Regions from separate parts of the Homo sapiens genome. Here region 1 is linked to region 2. A link is a loop called in an ENCODE intact Hi-C map of the cell type or tissue named here. Cell type or tissue: heart left ventricle. All regions are shown on one strand. Links, peaks and the distances in the headings refer to the core of each region. The heading gives the core; the rest is flanking DNA. Region 1 overlaps FRMD4A (FERM domain containing 4A). Region 2 overlaps FRMD4A (FERM domain containing 4A).

Region 1 (2,918 bases), core at 328-2,827, 66 kb after region 2:
CTAGAAAACAGCATATACTTTCTCACCTCACTTTTGCATATAATAATATATCCTGAAAATCACTCTATGGTTGTACATAGAAGAGTTGCTCATTTCTTTTTAGAGTTATGCGATATTCTTTCATGCGGCTGGACCACAACTTATTTACTCAGACACCAATGGATAGACTTTTGGGTTATTCCAGGTTGCTTTTCTTTTGCTATGATAAATAATGCTGCAAAGAGTAGCCTTAGGAATAAGTGTTTTTGTATTTTTGGCAATCCATCTTAGGGGCAGATTTCCAGAAGTGGACCAAAGAGTAAATGCATATGTGATTTTGCTATACATGTTGTCAAATTCCCTTTCATAGAAGCTGTACCTTCTTACATTCCCACCAGCAATCTCTGCAAGTGCCTCATTCTTCACGGTCTCTCCAATAAAATTCATTGCCAACCTGTGGGCTTTTTTTCCCTCTGTAGAGAGAAATGGCATTTTCATGTCGCTTTAATTGGCATTTCTCTTACTATTAGCGAGACCAGCATCTTTCTTAAGTTTCAGCTCTATTTTCAGATAAGTGCATTTTAAAACAACTCATAAGCTATGCATCATCACTTAGCCTTAATTTATGGGTTGTATTTTGTGATACTGATTAAGTGCATTTGAGCAGACTATTCAGCAGATCCTTGGGGGCACTGATCACCAAATCTGTCTGAAGGTTCTAGAAATCTCTTCTACTTTAGGACAGCACACTTGAGAAGTAGTATTATGAGGACTGAGGTTTAAACTCTTTGGCATATCTGGGGTATGTGATTGGAAATGGGTCTGAATTGGAATGTTGCCTTAATGAACATGTGTATACAGCTTCACTATTTACTCAAATGAGAATTCTGTACCAACACAAACCAGATACCTCTTCATCAAGAACTTAACCCAATTAGGGAGTCCTGTTTAGCAAAAAGAAGGACTGGGGAAATGGTTTGCTTAAAATAGCCTTGGAGAAAGAACACACTTAAAGGCTGGGTTTTCGCATAGGAAAAATAAGACAGAGAATTGAAGAATCAATGATATGCCCCTCATATTTGCTAAAGAGATGAAATAGAATGAATTCCTGAAGGGCAGGGATAAAATGAAAAAGGACTGATAGAAGAAAATTACTCCATAGAAACAAAAACAAACTCAATGGGGAAAAGTAGAAAGAGGCAAGAGCAAAATTCCTATGGACTCCTACAATCTCAAAGTCTCTGGCTGCCATGAGACCTTCCCAGATCTTTGTAGGTCATGTAATTTTTCACACTTTTCTGACTTATTGATAAGGTCACCCATTTTTGTACTTTCTTGATAACATTCAATTTACCACCTTATTGTTCATATCCTATCTCTTATTACTTTCTATTTGTTTCACTTACATGAAAGGCTCTCCAAGGGTTGAAGAGCCCAAGAGATTCCAAGCTCCTCACCCTCTGGAAGATTAGACATCTACATAGTTTCTTGACTGAGAAACAAATATGGACTAGGGAGATACTGGTTGAATAAAAGCATCTCAGAAAAAAAAAAAAAAAGCCTCCAAAGAAGCTTCTCAGAAGAAGCAATGGGTGAGATATTGTACCCTGAAAAACCTGAGAAGGAATCATTCATTTGTTCTCTTCCATAGTCAGTTCCTTAGTAGACCATAATTTCCAGTTTGTTTCACTGTTGGATGAAAGTTACAAAGAAAGTGAAAGTTCTGCAAAGAAGGAGAAGAGAGTAGCAAAAGAATGTAAAATGAGTGTTACACGAAAAAGGCAACAGATATATAGTTGTTTCTTTTAAAGGACATAAAAATAGAGTGTCCCAATTGCTGTCATCCCCTGCACTTAAATTTGAACATATTCTCCTGCCGCAGAACAAAATACATAATCCAGTGTGTTTCCCTTTGTGTCTAAGCTGCCAGAAAAATTGGAGCAAAATTCATCAAGAATTTGTGTCAACTTCTCAATGTAATGCCTAGAAGTTTACATTATTTCCAGTTCTTAAAAATGCTTTGACCAGGTTCGGTGGCTCACGCTTGTAATCTCAGCACTTTGGGAGGCTGAGGTGGGCAGATCACTTGAGGTCAGGAGTTTAAGACTAGCCTGGCCAACATGGAGAAACCCTGTCTCTACTAAAACTACAAAAATTAGCCGGGTGTGGTGGCGGGCGCCTGTAATCCCAGCGACTCAGGTGGTTGAGGCAGGAGAATCGCTTGAACCGGGAGGCAGAGGTTGCAGTCAGCCAAGATCACGACACTGCACTCCAGCCTGGGCCACACAGCAAGACTCCGTCTCCCTCCCCCAAACCCACCAAAAAAAAAAAAAAGTAAAAAAGGTTTTCAACTCGGGAGGCTGAGGTGGGAGGATCACTTGAGCTCAGGAGGTCAAGGCTGCAGTGAGCTGAGATTGCGCCACTATATTCCAGGCTGGGCAACAAAGCGAGATGCTGTAAAAAAAAAAAAAAAAAAAAAAGCTCTTTTCTTTATTTTTAAGTGTTTTATCCATGAGCCATAGAAAATACTACAGATGTGGTTAAAAAAAAAACAAGTATGCATACACAAACTGCTGTCCAATATAGAAGAAGGATTTTATAAAAAGGTCATCCAAAACTTTGTCTAGTTTAGAAGATCAAATAAGGAGAAACTGGTTCATGAAAATAATGAAAAGAATTCACTCAAAAGAAAAAAAATTCCTTCTTGCCCATGATCAAATGTGGAAACGGGGGTGCTGACACGGACATCCCTGTCTTTGAAAACAGCAAACTTGAGAGATTTTATAAATTGTAAGTGATCTGTAAGGCTATTCTCTTTTATAATTATTCAAGATGAGAATGCAGAAATAAACATTCGGGACAATGGAGGCATTCACCCATTTATTGAGACGGCAAGACTGGAAGATACTCCAAAAAATGGTCCATCTAGTCACCTGAAA
Region 2 (2,918 bases), core at 231-2,730:
CAAAAGGGAAACATACTGTGATCTCCATACTTGAGCTATTTTGTCAAACAAGAGTTAAAATCAGGAAACGTTTACAAATAAGTTCTGCGTCTAGGCGTATACCCAAAACAGATGAGTCCATATGAGCCCCAAAAGGCGTGACCAGGGATTTTCATAGCAGGACTATTCATAACAGCTCCAAAATGAAAATGATCCAAATGTTCATCAGAGGTAGAACAAATAAATGTGTAGTCTACGCATAAGGTAGAATCGTATAATGGGATAAAATATAGCAATGAAAAGGAATGGACCACTGTTGAGTTCAACAGCATGGATCAATCTTATAAGTATTTTTGAGTAAAAGAAGCTAGACACAAACAAATATGAATTGTGTCTTTATGTTTATATAAGGTTCAAAAACAGAGAAAACTCAACTATGCTGGTAGAAGTCAGAACAGGGGCTATGTTTGTGGAGGGAGGGAGACAGTGACTGAAACGAGCACAGGGAGCTTGCAGGGTGCTGGTGATGCTCTACTGCAAGATCCTTATTCCAGTAGGTTCACTTTGTGAAAAGTAAAGTAGAGGTTTCTCTTCAAAAATTTTCCTCCCCGTCTAATTAGGAATAAACAGAAACTTCTCTCAGAAGCAAAATGTATTCAAAGACCTGTGCTAACATTTTTAAATGTCTGCTAGCCGTAATAAAGAAATCGATGTACTTTATGTTCTTAGCTCCCACCATGTAGCCTAAATATTTGCCCTGGCACGCTTATACTGGTCCAAGCAAGCATTAGGTCATAGCCTGTTCCTCTTCCTTATTTGAAGTTGTTTTTACCTTTCTCAGTATTCCACAAGTTACTTCCTCCTTCCTTTGTTCTCCTCTGCCTTTGCCTCTTTTAAAAAGTTCTAAGTTACAGGCCAATCAGGACAAATACAGAATGTGAGGTCCCGCTCCAGCCAATAGAAACCAGACACAGCAGTAAAGTGGACGCGTCAAGTTATAAATAACGCTGGCTCCTTTGTTCAGTGTACTCTTGTGGCAAAACTGCTGGCGAATGTACCCTTTCTGCAGAAAGTATAAAAATGGCCTTGCTGAGGAAATTAAATTTATGTTCAAGTGCTTTTTCTTCACGGCACCGAAGAACAGGCATTTCAAACAACTTTGTGGGTATTTACGAAGGTGTACTTGTGATTTGTGCTCTTTCCTGAGCACAGGTTATACTTAGATAAGAAATTTATTTGAAAACAGGCCGGCGCAGTGGCTCATGCCTGTAATCCCAGCACTTTGGGAGGTCGAGATGGGTGGATCATTCGAGGTCAGGAGTTTGAGACCAGCCTGGCCAATATGGTGACACTGCACCTCTACTAAAAATACAAAAAAAATTAGGTGGGCGTGGTAGTGCAAACCTGTAATCCTAGCTACTCGGGACGCTGTAAGCCAAGATCGTACCACTGCACTCCAGCCTGGGTGATAGAGCAAGACTCCATCTCAAAAAAAAAAAAAAAAAAAAAAAAAGAAATTCATTTCGAAACAAAACTCAGTACTGAATTCTCCCTGGTGCAGAAAGAGAAAATCAACCTGTACAATCCTCATGACAAAAATCTATATATTTTCATCAGACACTTAGAAAATGTTCAGATCTTCCAGGTGTAGAGATGGGAGAGGAGAGAGAGAAAAAATTTTTTAAAGCATCCTTTTACTTCCAGAAGGTTACCATGTTATCTATGTGTTGACAAAAACATTTTCTTCACCAAAAAGTGTGCACATTTAACATTAAAGTTGCTGAGAATTCAATACAAATATATTTCTGAGGGATTTTTTTATGAGAAATTCTAGCCATATGTCCCATGTTAGTTCTGAAGGAATTCTAAAATTTGATGTGTGTTGTGTGGATATAAAGGTGATACTCAAAGGAAATGTCTGAGAATGTGTATTTATATTTTATAACAAGATTAAATCACATGATTTATCCACAAATTTTTTTTCCTTCCTTTACCAATTTCACTCCCTGCCCACTGATTTCTTGAATTCTCCCATTTCATCTCCTCTATTCCTCTCTGATGTGCAGTTGAGGTATTTGTCAAAATTCTCCCTTCTCCCCTCTCCTGTCCTCTCACTGTCTGGAAACTTGTCCACTCTGATGAGGATTTCTCTGTTTCCTTTGGCTGGATGATTTCTCACTCCCCAGCACCTGCTCTAACTTCTGTCCATCACTCCAGCCTCGACTGCACAGCTGCCTGGACAGGCACAGACAACGACGCCATCCATCAGCATTACAATAGAAGACACAAAATCAAATTGACTTCTCATCAAACTAGCTGCAGCTTTCCACTGCCTTACCTAGGTTAGTGGTACCATCATTCAACTAGGTGTCCGGTCCCAGATCTCTGGGTCATCTTTTTTTTTTCTTAAGACAAGGTCTTGCCCTCTCGCCCAGACTGCAGTGAAGTGGTGCAATCACAGCTCACTATAACTTCGAACTGTGGGACTCAAGCATTCTTCCTACTTCATTCTCCTGAATAGCTGGGACTACAGGCACATGCCACCATGCCTGGCTATTTATTAAAACTTATTTGTAGAGATGGGGTCCCACTGTGTTGCCCAGGCTGGTCTCCAGTTCCTGTCCTCAAGTGATCCTTCTGCCTTAAACTCCCTAGGTGCTGGGATTACAGGTATGAACCACTGTGTCCTGCCCTTTGGGTCATCTTTAACGTCTCTGCTCTCCAATTTCAAATCAGTTGTCCAACCCAGTTGATTCTACCTTTTACATTCTCTTTCCTGTCGCCCCTTTACTTCCCACAGTGTTGTTACTGTTGTTTGAGCTCTATTGTTTTAGCCGTGTGGCTCTTTGCTGATCTCTCTATTGCCATCTTTTCCTTCTCTAATTCTTTCTGCATTTGGCTGCTTCACTATTTAGAATAGTGGCTCCCTGACCCCCATT

Evidence for each region. Hi-C counts contacts between places; a loop is a spot of excess contacts. Peaks named below come from ENCODE experiments on the same cell type or tissue, not always from the same donor. Only the 100,000 strongest peaks of a DNase experiment are listed, where the experiment ranks them.
Region 1: a loop joins it to region 2, with 10 times the contacts of the local background. A loop is called at or near these places in 4 of 110 quality-filtered maps.

The regions. Positions count from the first base shown.
Region 1 is chr10:14,107,689-14,110,606 of GRCh38, forward strand. All of the region lies in intron 2 of FRMD4A (FERM domain containing 4A), which reads right to left. Among named protein-coding and RNA genes, the nearest start is that of FRMD4A-AS3, 35 kb to the left of the region's middle. In heart left ventricle, for the core only: no CTCF peak of the experiment used is centred there; no DNase peak of the experiment used is centred there.
Region 2 is chr10:14,041,458-14,044,375 of GRCh38, forward strand. All of the region lies in intron 2 of FRMD4A (FERM domain containing 4A), which reads right to left. Among named protein-coding and RNA genes, the nearest start is that of FRMD4A-AS3, 31 kb to the right of the region's middle. In heart left ventricle, for the core only: no CTCF peak of the experiment used is centred there; no DNase peak of the experiment used is centred there; H3K27ac peaks cover 329 bases.